2 separate regions of the Homo sapiens genome follow, and region 1 is linked to region 2. Evidence: chromatin loops called from intact Hi-C (ENCODE). Cell type or tissue: heart left ventricle. All regions are shown on one strand.

Region 1 (8,000 bases), 150 kb before region 2:
TTTTTTGAGACAGAGTCTTGCTCTGGTGCCCAGGCTGGAGTGCAACTCCTCGGCTCACTGCAACCTCTGCCTCCTGGGTTCAAGCCATTCTTCTGCCTCAGCCTCCCAAGTAGTTGGGATTACAGGCACGCACTACCATGCCCAACTAATTTTTGTATTTTTAGTAGAAACGTGGTTTCACCATTGTGGCCAGGCTGGTCTCGAACTCCTGACCTCAAGTGAATCACCTGCCTCGGCCTCCCAAAGTGCTGAGATTACAGGTGTGAGCCACCACACCTGGCATCCTTTCTTAGTAATAGTTGGTAATATTTACTGGGTTCACTGTCTTACTTGGTGCACATAACAGCTCTATAAACTATATAACTATGTTTGCTATCCCCATTTTTTAGCTGGGAAAACTGCAGCTTAGAGAGGCTAATTGACTAAGACCTTAACTGTTCTTCAAACTGCCTCTGAAATTACTCTTTCATTAATTCATTTAACAACTATTTACGAAGGTCTGTTCCATTCTGGGTATTGGAGAACAGTATCGGCAGGGTCCATACTCATGAACCTTAAAATCTAGAGTGTTGAGACAGACAATAAATAGATCAGAAAAATTGTTGATAAATGCTGCACAGAGAATGATAGTGATAAAGTGACTGGGCGACTCCAGGTTGGGTGGTTGAGGAAGGCCTCTCAAAGCTAAGATGAGACTACTCCATGAGCAGGGATTGCCCTTGCCGCTCCATGAACACTGGCTTAGTCTTTGGAGAGAGATGAGCTAAAATTCCAGATTTATCACTTACTGAGCATGTGAGTTAGTTAAGGGTTCCTCCTATGCTACATGGCTCAAGACTACTTATACTGCATTTTTATACTGCCTCGTGTTTAATTGGCTGTTTACTCCTTGTCTGTCACTGCAGAATTTTCTAGCTAGAATGCCCTGGTTTTTTTTTTTGCAGGAAACTAGGTAACTACATTTTCTTAAGATTGTGTGTAATTTAGCAGTAGCCCCTGCAAAATACTTTCTGCAGAAAGAAATGCTTAATACGAAATTTTTTGTTTTTTGTTTTTTGTTTTTTTGTTTTTTTGTTTTTTTGTTTTTGAGATGAAGTCTCACTCTGTTGCCAGGCTGGAGTGCAGTGGTGTGATCTCAGCTCACTGCAACCTCCACCTCCCAGGTTCAAGCAATTCTCCTGCCTCAGCCTCCGAGTATCTGGGATTACAGGCACGTGCCATCACGCCCAGCTAATTTTTGTATTTTTAGTAGAGATGAGGTTTCAACTTGTTGGCCAGGATGGTCTTGATCTCTTGACCTCGTGATCCACCCACCTCGGCCTCCCGAAGTGCTGGGATTACAGGCATGAGCCACCTCGCCCGGCCTAATAAAAACTTTTAAACATTCATGCAGGCTTCTGTAAGGCCTTTGATACTTATTTAGTCTAATTGTTAAGATAGTTGAAACCCTCAGAAAATTAAAATTACATGGAATAACCGAAGTATTACTACAAAGAAATATTTTAAGCAGTTCTTTATCCTCAGGGTAGGAAATGTGCAGAATGGAAATGGGTTAGGACGTTGGCCCTAAAGAGGAACAGCTATACTACATTTACTTGCGAACAGTAAAATTGCTAGAGAAGATAGTGAATATAAAGAAAAGACACTTTGGGAGGCTGAGGCAGGCCGATCACCTCAGGTCAGGAGTTCGAGACCAGCCTGGCCAACATGGTGAAACCCTGTCTCTACTAAAAATACAAAAATTAGCCAGGCATAGTGGCAGATGCCTGTCATCCCAGCTACTCGGGAGGCTGAGGCAAGAGAATCGCTTGAACCCGGGAGGCAGAGATGAGCCAAGATCGCGCCATTGCGCTCCAGCCTGGGGGACAAGAGCGAGACTTCGTCTCACAAAAAAAAAATAAATAAATAAATAAATTATTTCTTGGATTTCTGGAGGCTGGAAAGTGTACGGTTCACAGGCTGCATCTGGTGAGGGCCTTCTTGCTGGTGTGGACTTGGTGTACAGTCCTGAAGCAGCACAGGGCATTACATGGCAAGGTAGGGGCACACAAGAGAAAGACAAACTGGCTTTTATAACATACCCACTCTGGTGATAACTTATTAACCCATGAATGGATTGAGCCTTCATAACCCAATCACCTCTTAAAGACCCCACCTCTTAATACTATTACATTGGGGATTAAGTTTCTGTATGAATTTCAGAGGGGACAAACATTCAAACCATAGCACTGTCGAACTGATTCTGATATGCTTCTGGAATTAAGAACCACTGGTTTAGGATTAATCCTTTTCTCTGTGGGCTCCTTAATACATGCCACTTTTCCTGAATGTGAAGTGAGTGAGTGAGTGTGTGTGTGTGTGCTTCAGATTCTAGAGAGCATTTAACTCAGAGAAGAATTAGGGAAAGGTAAACAATTCATTATAATGGGTAGTGTAGCTTAAATCTGTTCTTTGGTGATTGTTAATTTTTAGTTGTCAACATGATCTTAGAAATCTTTTTTCTGATTTACACATCAGACTGACATAATGAGAAATGAATTTGAAAGACTGGCTGCTCGACAACCAATTGAATTGCTCAGTATGAAACGGTAAGAATATTAAAATGGAAATTAAAATTTAGTTTGTAGTAACTCAGTAATGAGCTGAGATTTGTGAAGAATGTATTTGCTGGCTAATATTGGCAGTGTTGGCCGGGTGTGGTGGCTCACACCTGTAATTCCAGCACTTTGGGAGGCCGAGGCTGGTGGATTGCTTGAATCCAGGAGTTTGAGACCAGCCTGGGCAACATGGCAAAACCCCATCTCTACCAAAAATAATTAATAATAATAATAATAATAATAATAAACGTACCTGGGTGTGGTGGCACGCACCCGTGGACCCAGCTACTTGGAAAGCTGAGGTAGGTGGATCGCTTGACACCCCCCAGGAGATGGAGGTTGCAGCAAGCCGAGATTGTGCCACTGCACTCCAGCGTTGGGGACAGAGGGAGACCCAGTCTTGAAAAAAAAACTATATATATATATATATAGAGAGAGAGAGAGAGAGAGAGAGAGGCAGTGTTGAAGGACTGACTGGGTAGTATGAAGAGAGAATAGAAGGAGTCATATCGCTTCTCATTTTTTTCTCTACCGGCGCATGGGTATGTTAGTGGATGGGTGGGTGTGAGTATTTTACAAAAATGGTAGCAAACTTTTTTGTCTACTGCTTTTTCCCCTTAATATATTACTGACATCTTAATATTATTAAATATTCTTCAGTAACATTTAATAGCTAATGTAACAATCTTTTATGTGAATGTAATGTTGCTTATTTAACCAGTTCACATTGAAGTGAACATAATGGTGCTAAATCATATTTGTAAATTGATTGTTAGCATATATCGGTTTCTTATTATTGCAAGGTTTACATCCTTAGTCTTCTGTAGTTTTTATACTATATGGAGACTCATGGGACATTCTACTGAGAAGAGATGTAAAGGCTTGGCAGTATAGATGGTTTTATTTTATTTTGTTGTTTAATTTCAGATATGAGCTTCCAGCCCCCTCCTCTGGTCAAAAAAATGACATTACTGCATGGCAAGAATGTGTAAACAATTCTATGGCCCAGTTAGAGCATCAAGCAGTTAGAATTGAGAATCTGGAACTAATGTCACAGCATGGATGTAATGCCTGGAAAGTATACAATGAGTAAGAACCTTTTTCTTCATCTTCTGTTTTTTTTGTTTTTTCTCTTTTCTTTCCATCTCACCCAAAGTTTTAGTACATTTTAAAAGTATGGGAGGTGCTGGGTGCAGTGGCTCATGCCAGTAATCCCAGCCCTTTGGGAGGCAGAGGTGGGTGGATTGCTTGAGGTCAGGAGTTCGAGACCAGCCTGGCCAACATGGTGAAACCCCATTTCTACAAAAAAAAAAAATACAAAAAATTAGCTGGGCATGGTAACGTGTGCCTGTAATCCCAGCTACTCTGGAGGCTGAGGCATGACAATTGCTTCAGCCTGGGAGGCAGAGGTTGTAGTGAGCCAAGATTTTGCCACTGCACTCCAGCCTAGGCGACAGAATGAGACTCTATCTCAAAAAAAAAAAAAAAAAAAGAAAAGAAAAAGAAAAGCCGGGCGCGGTGGTTTACACCTGTAATCCCAGCACTTCAGGAGGCCGAGGCGGGTGGATCACCTGAGGTCAGGAGTTTGAAACCAGCCTGGCCAACATGGTAAAACCGCATCTCTACTAAAAAAAAAAAAAAAGATTAGCCGGCCATGGTGGCGCTTCTGTAGTCACAGCTACTCAGGAGACTGGGGTAGGAGAATTGCTTGAACCTGGGAGGCAGAGGTTGCAATGAGCTGAGATTGTGCCACTGCACTCCAGCCACAGTGACAGAGCGAGACTCCATCTCAAAAAACAAACAAAAAAACCCCACAAAGTATGGGTAGGGGAAGTGTGATAAAAATAATATAGCTAGACTTTGTCTTGGGATTATGTTCTAGAACTGCAACCCATATGAAAGGCCACTATTTTGAAACCCACCTCAAAGTTCAAGAGTACTAACAGGACCTAAACCAAACTACGACATTTATTGTATAATATTGTAACAAAACTAGTTCTGAGGTCCCATTTGCAGAGCACCACTTGATAGAATGTTATCAAGCGTTGCTTAAACAGTTGATTCTCATTAGTCATGGGTTATGTTCTTTAAGTCCTATGAACACTGAATTAGCAAATACTGTACCATTTCTCCTAGGGGAAATATATACATATTCATGTGCACACATATACATATCTCTCAAATAGATTATAATCTTAAATCCTAAAATAAACTCATCCTGGTAGACTTCTTTATTTTATAAAAGAGAAAACAAAGTTGAGAAATGTAAAGTAACTTTCTTGAAACTGCCCCACTAACAGATCCCAGACTTGGAACTTGAACTTCATCCTCTGGTTATTTCTGTATGAGAGCTAAAACAAGAAGGCAAAGCACCTCCTTGTTCATCCTCAGCTGAAAATGTGCATGCTCAGCTGCTCAGATTTTTCACCACTGTGCACATGTCCATGAATGACTGCAAAACACTACAAGTAGTAATTTTGGGATTACAAATAAATTTGAGCAAGTATTTGTTGTCAAAACAAGCCACTGACATCCTGTTTCTGTTCCATGTAACTAGCTCTAGCTTTAGTATTTATTGTCTATCTAGAATTCAGATTCCTTGCTTGCAAAATTCCGTGGTTAGATTATCTGCATGGCCCCTTTGTGCCCTAAAATTTCCTGAGTGTCTATTCACAATTTAAGAGAAAAAGGCCACTGAACTTCATAACAGTATGTACAACTTTCGTTAGAGTATGTTTCCTGAAACATAGCTATATAAAATAAAGCAAAACCATGAAATGATAATACTGTTTCTCAAATCTTCAGAATTATGCATTTAATATTTGTAGCCACATAAAAATGATCCAGTGGACAAAATCCAGAATTTGGGAAACTCTACAAAGCCAACAACTAACTTTCTTTTATATATCTATATATTGCAAGGGGGGAAAAAGAAGAAAGAATGGGATTAGGGTGATTAAGAAATGTAAGCGACATCAATAAATCTGTTTCACAAAATGGAAAAATGTGATTCTTCTCAAGAAGCTTTATCTAATGGAAGAGATAATAAGTTTTATGCCAAGTAACCAATAGTCCATTTTTGGCAATATGGGGGCAAGTGCTACATTGTGTGCTGTGGTCTGTAAACTAAGCGTTAAGAGATGGGGCATTGCCAGGCGTGGTTCACGCTTATAATCCTAGTGCTTTGGGAGGCTGAGACAGGAGGATCACTTGAGGCCAAGAGTTTGAGACCAGCCTGGGCAACGTAAGTGAAACCCTGTCTCTATAGAAAACAATAAAAAAAATAGCCAGGTATGGTGGTACACACTTGTAGTCTGTTTCAAAAAAAAGAAAAAAAAAGATGGGGCATTAAGTTGAAGGTTGTTGAAGAAAGGTGAAATTGGGATGTTTAGAAGGAAACAAGGAAAACATTCCAGGAATGGAGAGCATAGATGCAGAGGAAAAAATATGACATTGAAAAGAACACTGCTGTCAACTTACCTGAAAACCTTTAATAATTCCCTATTACCTGCAAGGTAGAGGCCAAGTTTTTTTTTTTTTTTTTTTTTTTTTTTTTGGAGGTGGGGGCGGGGGGCGGGACAGAATCTTGCTCTGTCGCCCAAGCTAGATTGCAGTGCCACAATCTCAGCTCACTGCAACCCTCCCGGGTTCAAGCAACTCTTCTGCCTCAGCCTCCAGAGTAGGTGGGATTATAGACACCACCACGCCTGGCTAATTTTTGTATTTTTTGTGGAGACGGGGTTTCACCATGTTGGCCAGGCTGGTCTTGAGCTCCTGGCCTCAAGTGATCCTCCAGCATCAACCTCTCAAAGTGCTGGGATTACAGGTGTGAGCACCCGGCTGGGCCAGGCTTTTTAACGTGGTATTCAAGGGCTTTTCCTTACTACCTCAACTGTAGACTTTTAACTCAACCCAAACTAGTCCTTTCTCTGGTGATTATTGCAAATCCTGCCTCTGGGCCTTTACTTGCCCTTGTCTTTACCTGTTATACCCAAATTCAGCTTGTTTAGGGCTCAGCTCTAGTTTGCTTACTTGTCTTCTTCCCTGATTGAAATTCTGCTTCTAGTATTGTCTCCCTCTTCTGAGTAACTATACACAGAATTATTGTGCACATCACTTGTTTTCCATTTAATCACAAAGTGCTCTATAGTGCTTCACATTCCCCTAAGCATATTTTGTCTCCTCCAAATTCAGTGGACACTTCTCCAGAGGAGATGTACTATATTTTATCAAAGTATATTTAAGAGGAAGGGTGGGAGAAGGGAGAAGACAAACTAAACTTTCAGGGAGAGCCAATTCAAAGGAAAGCTCCCTGTTAGTGGTCAGAAGTCTGGAATAGAGCACTAAAATCAATAGTGCTCAGCATGGAGTGATTGTCGAAGTCAAGGAAAGGGGGATGACCTGAGGGAAAGCCTAGAGAGGCACAGCTGTTTAAAGACTGAATCTTGAGAGAATTGCAGCTAATGCAAGGAAACCAGTCAGTAGAGGTAGGAGAATAACTCAGGTGAGCAACAGAAAATTTGAGTCACAAAAGCCAGGAAACAATATTAGATTTAGAGCAAGAACACATTAGGGCCAGATGTGGTAAAAATGGACCCTGTAGGTGATTGATCCACTGCCTTAAGAGGAAATTGATATGATGTGGAATTATATCTTAATAAAGTTGTTATTTAAACTTAAAAAAGAGATTAAAATCTGTTTCATTACTTCTCTAAAATAATTATATGGTACTCTGTATTATTGAACTTTTCCCCTGTGCTAGTTACAGCTGACCTGGACTGGTATCTATTTTTTATTTTGCTATGCATATGTTACATGCAAATATGGACTGATATCTCATTCTACAACAGTTTTCTTTTTCTCACCTCTCTCTAGTTAGCAGTAGACAGGAGGAGAGAATGACAAGGTGAATGTATATGCAGAAATATAGAGATAAAAGGGGGTTGAGAAATAAAATAAGTGGGTACTCAGATATATTCCATCTTTTCTATGACAAGAAGTCATGACAGTTTAAGAAGTGACAAAAGGCCGTGTGGCTCACACATGTAATTCCAACACTTTGGAGGCTGAGGTGGGGAGATTGCTTGAGCCCAGGAGTTCAAGACCAGCCTGGACAACGTGGTGAAACCCTGTCTCTACAAAAAAGTAATGAAAATTAGCCGGGCATGGTGGCTTATGCCTGTAATCCAAGCTACTTTGAAGGCCTGAAGTGGGAGGATCAGTTGAGCCCAGGAGGTTGAGGCTGCCATGATTGCACCACTACACTCCAGCTTGAGCAACAGGAGAGCAAGACTCTGTCCCTCCCCTCCGCAAAAAAAAGCTGGGTACAGTGGCTCACGCCTGTTATCTCAGCACTTTGGGAGGCCGAGGCAGATGGATCACTTGAGGTCAGGAGTTCGAGAC
Region 2 (8,000 bases):
CTGACTGAGACTAACTACTCTCTAACTACTCTCTGTTTTCAGCATGCTTAGTGATTTCTATCTTCAGCCCAATCATTTTATATTTGAAACCTATATTTCTTATCACTAGTTATTAGTACCTTTATATATTAAAAATATCTTCCACTCACCTTAGTAAGATAAGGACAAAACTCAAAATTTTCAAGTAAGTGCCAAACGATGTACAGAGAAGGAAAAAAACTACATTATTTCTTGGAGTGTATTAAAGTTAACTAAATTCGAACTTGGCAAATGAAAGGCAGTTTAGGAGCTGAAAGCATGGGTTATAGTTTTTACAGAAGTAGAATGTATAAAAATTGAAGCTATGTCTTATGGTTGGTCGTTGACATTTTATATATTTATAGTGGTGGGATTATCCACTTCCTGTTTTGTAAATACCAAAGTATCAGCCACTTCATATTTGCACCTAAAACTTCCATAACTGCTTTGAGTGCTTACACCTACTTATAAAACATCTAAAGCTATTCTTAAAAATGGATTGAAAATGTTTTATGCCCTTTACTGTATACAAAGGGAAACCATATTAAGAGTAATTTTGAAGGGAGTGTATCAGAACCCATGTTTGAAGTGGCTAAGTTATAAATGAAAATAAATGCTTCTATGTTTAACTATTATCCTTTCAAAAGATAATTATTGCTTGTGACATTGTCCTTTTGCACATTGTTCTTGGAAAACGTCAAGGTTAAACAGAACCAATGTGCCACATTTGACACTATCCAGAAGTCACTGGTGTTTGTGCATCACATTCATGTCATAGTTACTTAAGTAGATTGCCATCCAGCTTAATAAACTGTCCTTTATGAGCATAATTTAAAATTACTAAATATTAGTTTCATTATTTGTCTATGTACATAACTTGTTTGGACCAAATTGGTCAGGTCTGCTGAAACATGAGTTGTACATTTTGACAAAGTTTTCATTTTAATTACTCGGTTAAGTGCCCAGTTGGATGAATTTCTGTAACAGTTGATGATTCAGAGACCTAGGATAAGTTGATAACCTAATGATGCATTTCTCTTATTCAGGATAAAAGAAGTAAATGAGACTAACAAACGAGTAGAACAGGAAATTAAAGTGGCCATTTTCACCCTTATCAATGAAATTAATAAGAAAGGAAAATCTCTCTTACAACAGCTAGAGGTATGGTTCAAAGCCAAAATAAAACAAAAACTGCTTCTCTTGCTCTTTAGCTGTTTTTAATGTTTATTGAAAACTATTTTAGATGGATTGGGGGGTATGGAAATAAAGGAAAACGTAAAATAAGGTTTTTAAAATTTACTTTTGGAAGAGACCTTTTCTAGTTAGTTACTTTGCGGCCCAATTTAATAACACTGACTTTAGCTGTATACCTTAGGAAATAGTGATGTCCTCTTAGAAATCAAATAATTGTTACTAAGACTGGGTATGGTGACTCACACCTGTAATCCCAACACTTTGGGAGCCCAAGGCAGACAGATCGCTTGAGCCCCGGGATCCAGCCCAGCCCAGGCAACATGGCGAAACCTGCCTCTACAAAAAATACAAAAATTAGCCAGGGTGGTGGCATGCACCAGTAGTCACAGCTACTCAGGAAACTGAGGTGGGAGGATCGACTGAGCCCGGGAGGTCAAGGCTGCAATGAGCTGTGATTGTGTCCTGCACTCCAGCCTGGGCAACAGAGTGAGACCCTGTCTCCAAAATGAAAAACAGAAAAAGAAAAAAGAAATGTTACTAAAATGTGATGTACGTAAAGGCAAAGTAGTCCCACCACATTTCTTCCCCACCCCCTTAAGATGGGGCCTCAATTTAATTTTACCATATAGATTCATGTTGGGCTTCTGCTTGAGTCATTTGTGTATTTTACCTTATTTTAAAAATATTTCCATAGTTTTGCAGAAAATGCTGCTCTTTTTGAAATTTATAAACCTTAAACTTAGTGAAAATTTTGTGATATTAGGTATTTATATTGCATATTTTGAAGTTTATTTGTAGGTGTAAGTTTCTAGATGAAAATCTAGTCAGTTCATGAAATCTAAATTTTTAATCAAAGTCTCCACTGCCGATTTGATTTATTTTTAGCAAATTTCAAATAGGAGTTTTCTGGGAAATTGAAGTTTCAGAAAGAGAAATGTTTCCTGATTGAAAATTTCATGCTCTGGAAAGTTGAAATTTTGGAAAGAGAAATATTTTCTGATTGAAGATTTCATGCTCTTAACTAGGTTCAGATGATATGGGGATTATTTTTTCTGCACCATTGAATAGTAATAATGAAATGATTTATTTGATTATTTCCATTAACCTCAAATTGTCAATAGTTTTTTTTTTTTTCTGTCCCATCTCTTCATAGAATCCTTTAAAAATATTAGGTGAATAATTACATAAAAATGAAATGATGTCAGTAGAATGTTATCTCTGAATGGAATACATCTTTCCAGTGAAACACAATTTGTGAGATTAAAAGTACTCTTGGCCGGGTGCGGTGGCTCACGCCTGTAATCCCAGCACTTTGGGAGGCTGAGGTGGGTGGATCACAAGGTCAGGAGTTCGAGACCAGCTTGGCCAACATGGTGAAACCCCATCTCTACTAAAAAAAAAAAACAAAAATTAGCCAGGCGTGGTGGTGTATGCCTGTAATCCCAGCTACTCAGGAGGCTGAGGCAGGAGAATTGCTTGAACCCGGGAGGTGGAGGTTGCGGTGAGGCAAGATTGCGCCTCCGCACTCCAGCCTGGGCGACAGAGCGAGACTCCGTCTCAAAAAAAAAAAAAAAGTACTCTTGTGCAGATTGTTAAAGTTGTGGGTCCCTTTTCCTACTGTACACCAGTCTGTTGCATTTAACCCTAATAGGTTTTTCCCCCCAAAAGGACCCATGTGAATAGAGAGCACTTAGTAACTATTTTTGATACACTTAAACTTACTGTAATACATTTGAGCTGTACGTCTAAAATAGTATTTGTAAAACCATTTCAAGAGTTTCTGAATTAAAAGATGCTTCTTAAGATCCCTTGAGCCTGGGAAGTGGAGTTTGCAGTGAACCAGGATTGCACCACTGCACTCCAGCCTGGGGGACAGAGTGAGACTCTGTTAAAAAAAAAAAAGCCTCTTAAGGCTAAAGTGTATACAAATACCTAATGGTAAATACGCCACATACTACTAACATGATGATAAATTTAAAATAGATGTTTTCTAGTGTAATATGTTCTTATACTTTGTAGAAGAAACGTTTTTCTAAGCTTTATAAAAGAAATGTAGTAAACCATACTTCTCTCAGTTGAATACTCTTATCCATTGATTTACATTATAAAATGAACAGCTTCTTTCCTTAGGAAAAATATTGTCCAGAAAAACCAACTTGAGTCATTTTTGGGAGAAAGTTCTTAAGAAAGTAGTAGATGAGTTGTTCAGCATGCTGAATGTCAAAAGTATGTAGGACATTACCCATCCCTCCTGGGGTGATTTTAGTTCCCATAAAGCAGTTTATTTTTCCTTTGCAGTGTTTCTCTGAAATTGGTTTTTGCAGTTTGGTCAGTCCTTACTTCTTTGTTCTCTGTGAACTTCTGTGATATCAAAAGTTTCCCTAATTCTACTCTTAGAACTCTGGAAGTTATCTTTTTCATTTTGTCTTATATATTTAAGAGAGATTTTAACTTCATTCTCATGCCATACCAGGAGGTGGCACTGGTGACACAAAATTTTTTTGGCCTTTAAAGTATATTAAGATTACATAAATTTATTTCTAAAGTTAGCTCCTTATGCTATAAATACCATATATTAGATTAATCTAATAGGAAGACACTATTTTTAACAGACATGTTGATAGAAAAGTGACATTAACTAACATTCATTTCTATATGTGGAATATCCTTTTTAGCTTAGAGAACTGACTTTTAGTCCCACTTTTGTTAGTGGCTTTTCCTCTGATGATAGGCTTGCTAAATAATCATGGAGCTTATTCACTTAGCCCATTTTTAAAGGAAGTATAGGTATTGTGCCCATTTGCATTAGAAATGTGGGGTTGATTTTTTTTCATATGGAATTCTACAGCGAAGCTCTTGTTCTGTTTCAGAATGTTACAAAGGAAAGACAGATGAAGTTACTACAGCAGCAGAATGACATCACAGGCCTTTCCCGGCAGGTGAAGCATGTTATGAACTTCACAAATTGGGCAATTGCAAGTGGCAGCAGCACAGCACTACTATACAGCAAGCGACTGGTGAGACACATACTGTTTTTATTTTTCTTTAATGGACTTTATTAAGATATATATTCAGTGAATTGCACCTGTTTAAAGTATACATTTTAATTTTGGCAAATGTAACCACCACCACATCAAGATACAGAAAACTTCCACCACCCCCCAAAGTTTCCTCATTCCACTAGGCAGCCACTAATCTGATTTCTGTCATTTTTTAGAATTTCATATAAGTGGAATTATATAGTATGTACTCTTTTGAAGATACCTAGTATCTTAATGCACTTTATTACCCAAAATGGCAGAAATTCAAGTATGTATATTTGATTTGATTGCTAATTTAAATGTTGATGCTGCCTAATCTGAGGCTGACACTGTGGGAATATATGTGCTTTTTTTTCTTAATGTCTTTATCTTATGATTTCCCAATTGATATTTAATTTTGAGACTAATGTGGATTTTTTTCCCTTTAAGATTACTTTCCAGTTGCGTCATATTTTGAAAGCACGGTGTGATCCTGTCCCTGCTGCTAATGGAGCAATACGTTTCCATTGTGATCCCACCTTCTGGGCAAAGAATGTAGTCAATTTAGGTGAGAAATAATGAGTTTTATGAATATAACTTGGAACACTGAATTAGAAGGAGAAAATACTTAAAGCAAATTTAGATAAAATTTTTAACTTTATAAAACTAATGTTTTACATTTTATGTAAAAATATGTTGTTATTCATTGGAAACTCACTTTAGCTGTGGTTTTGTGTGGCTGTTATTACATCTTAAGAAAGTTGAGCGTCTACTCTGTATATTGTTTTTTAATGTGTGCTGTTTCTAGTCCCCCGACCCTCCATCTTTTAAATTTATATTGACTGTTTCATATAGAAATCTTAGCAAATGATTCATTGTCTGGAATAATTTCATAGATTTTTAGTTGTTTAATTAAGCCAAATTGTGCATTAGCAACAGACTTTTAGGATGCTAATGTGTCCAGTAGTTAGGTCCTGAGGAATGTTTGAAAGATAAGAGTAGCTCTTTTCACATGGAAGAGAAATGGATTTTCCTTTTGTTACAGCGTAGTATGGACCTAAAGACCATAGATGAAAGTTACAGAGAGCTCAGTTAAAACACATGCACACAAACTTCCTAGCAATTAGAGAGCTATTTACAGATTGAGTAAACTCACTTTCAGAACAGTTAAGTCCTAAACAGTGGGAATTGTAAAAGCAGAGGCTGGTTGCCCTTTTTTTTTAAAAAAAAAAAAAAAGTAATCTTTGCATATAATAAAAAAAAATTATATTCAAATTTAGCTATAGCCTTAGTTCTGACATCAGCCAGCTGTTTTTGTGTGACGTAGTAGCTAAGAATGGTTTTTACATTTTCAACTGGTTGTAAAAGCAAACAAAAACCAAGGACTGTGAGACAGATCTTATGTGGCCTGCCAAGCATGAAATATTTACTCTATAGCCCATTACAGGGAAAGCCTGTCAACCTGTGCCTTAAATCACATCTTCCTAAAATTTGGCTTCTATCCCTAGAAGGCAATGGCTCCATAAAAAGCAAGGAAAACCATCACGTCTAAGGATATAAGTTGTTTAAAGCATTCAGTATTTCCACAGAAGACGATTTTGTGACATTGTAATGCTCTGCCTTGCATATTTTGGCAATTCAAAGGCAGATGGAATCAGTATTGGCAATCTTGAGTATCCTTGAGTAAGTCTTGTCATGGGAGAATTGATTTAGATTGATTAGATAGGCCTCTTCTAATAGATAATCTCTTTTACTGTCTTAATTTTCTGTATGTCTAAGTAAAAAAGAATAAGGACAGAGAGTATATTTTTCTGAATAACCAAACGTCATTTATTCAGCTTTGGAATGTATTAAGTTTCTGATCATCATCATCATCTTTAAACTGACTCCATTCCCTGCTGTACTGTTGGAGCTTTGAGGTGCTGATAGTTGTCAGAGGAAAGAGGAAAACATGGTGATTACTCAACAAAGTAGATGATTTAGTTGATTATATGCAAATTCTCATTTTTTAAATTTTTCAGGTAATCTAGTAATAGAGAGTAAACCAGCTCCTGGTTATACTCCTAATGTTGTAGTTGGGCAAGTTCCTCCAGGGACAAACCACATTAGTAAAACCCCTGGACAGATTAACTTAGCACAGCTTCGACTCCAGCACATGCAACAACAAGTATATGCACAGAAACATCAGCAGTTGCAACAGATGAGGATGCAGCAACCACCAGCACCTGTACCAACTACAACAACAACAACACAACAGCATCCTAGACAAGCAGCCCCTCAGATGTTACAACAACAGGTAAGTATCGTGTTACTACATTATTGATAGAAATTATGAAGCCCTCAACACTACACTTTTTCCTATATAATTAAGTTACACATTTCAAAGTTACTAGCAAGACTGAGCAGAGTTCAAAAGTCAGAGTTTAAATATTTGCTATGGTTATGATGGTGATGTAAGGGAGCTGTGAAGAAAGGCAGTAAGTAAATTGTCTTGGGAAACAAAATTAATTCACTAATACTCTGAAAGGATGTAAGTTCTCATCCTTTCACATCAAATCTTTTTTGTTTTCCACGTATAATTTTGTGGACCAAAGGACCAGACTGTTTCTGCCTAGGATCTGATATGTTCCTTAGGCATTTGTTCAGATCTTTCCTATACCTGTGTGTCTTTTGCTCTCTCCACTGCCATCCCAATCAAAACTATTACTCCAGGATGGGATACGTTAATGTTGATACGCTTTAAACACACATATAGAGAAAAAGAGGGGGAACAGGTAAGAGAGAGAGAGAGAGACAAGGGAAATTAGGGAGTGATATACAAACTAGTCATTACCAGTCCTCTGGGGATTGGGGCTAGCGATAAGAATTATTTATACTTTTTACTTTATACCCTTTTATCTTGACTGAATTATTTTTATGATTACATTTTATAATTGAGATAAATTTATTTTAAAATTATTACATAAATTGCAATTTCTACTTTTTGTAGCCTCCTCGATTGATCAGTGTGCAAACAATGCAAAGAGGCAACATGAACTGTGGAGCTTTTCAAGCCCATCAGATGAGACTGGCTCAGAATGCTGCCAGAATACCAGGGATACCCAGGCACAGCGGCCCTCAATATTCCATGATGCAGCCACACCTCCAAAGACAAGTATGCCTAGAGTTACATTTGTAAGAATCCTACAATTTTAAAATTAAAAGACGTCATTTTCTTAATCACTTTTTGGGAGCAGGTCATTGATGTGTTTGAGAATTTGATTAATGCTGTATATCCTCTTGTCCCAGAAAAATAAACATACACATGAGATTTTGTATTTAATTTTAAGAGCTTTTAAAAAATGCTTTAAGTGCATCATATACTGTGGGTTAAGAAACCCTGATGTAGTTAACCCATTCAATTTGCAGAAGTGAAAAAAATCTAATGAGCTGGTGATTTTACCCACAATCACAAAAAGCAATGATAAAATAGCAAGAACATTAGTTTCCTGAAAATGCTGCTCTGCTCTTTTAATGTGGCTTTTTGATCCTAATATATAAAAAGGGCTTTGAGAGTAACAGAGCTAACTATATGTATTATTATTATTATTTTTTTTTACCTTTTCTCTACTCAAATATTCTTCCTTTTAGGATGTAGATACGCTTTAATAAGTGTGTTTAGAGACATGTTTTATAATCTTTGCCTGGTTATGTTTATATGGGAGATATGAGTATACAGTGAGGCCACTTTTTCATAGGATTTCTAGTTATAATAGAGTTTATTTTTTA

What was found. Peaks named below come from ENCODE experiments on the same cell type or tissue, not always from the same donor. Only the 100,000 strongest peaks of a DNase experiment are listed, where the experiment ranks them.
Region 1: a loop joins it to region 2, with 2.0 times the contacts of the local background. A loop is called at or near these places in 5 of 110 quality-filtered maps.

What each region holds. Positions count from the first base shown.
Region 1 is chr1:114,571,276-114,579,275 of GRCh38, reverse strand. BCAS2 (BCAS2 pre-mRNA processing factor) reads left to right here. Exons shown (of 7, transcript NM_005872.3): 3 at 2,518-2,588; 4 at 3,525-3,686. Among named protein-coding and RNA genes, the nearest start is that of BCAS2, 6.3 kb to the left of the region's middle. In heart left ventricle, no CTCF peak of the experiment used is centred here; no DNase peak of the experiment used is centred here.
Region 2 is chr1:114,423,977-114,431,976 of GRCh38, reverse strand. It overlaps TRIM33 (tripartite motif containing 33), which reads left to right. Exons shown (of 20, transcript NM_015906.4): 6 at 1,065-1,179; 7 at 4,083-4,229; 8 at 4,683-4,800; 9 at 6,254-6,528; 10 at 7,222-7,386. Among named protein-coding and RNA genes, the nearest start is that of TRIM33, 83 kb to the left of the region's middle. In heart left ventricle, a CTCF peak has its summit at 3,677 (motif pointing right); no DNase peak of the experiment used is centred here; H3K27ac peaks cover 1,833 bases.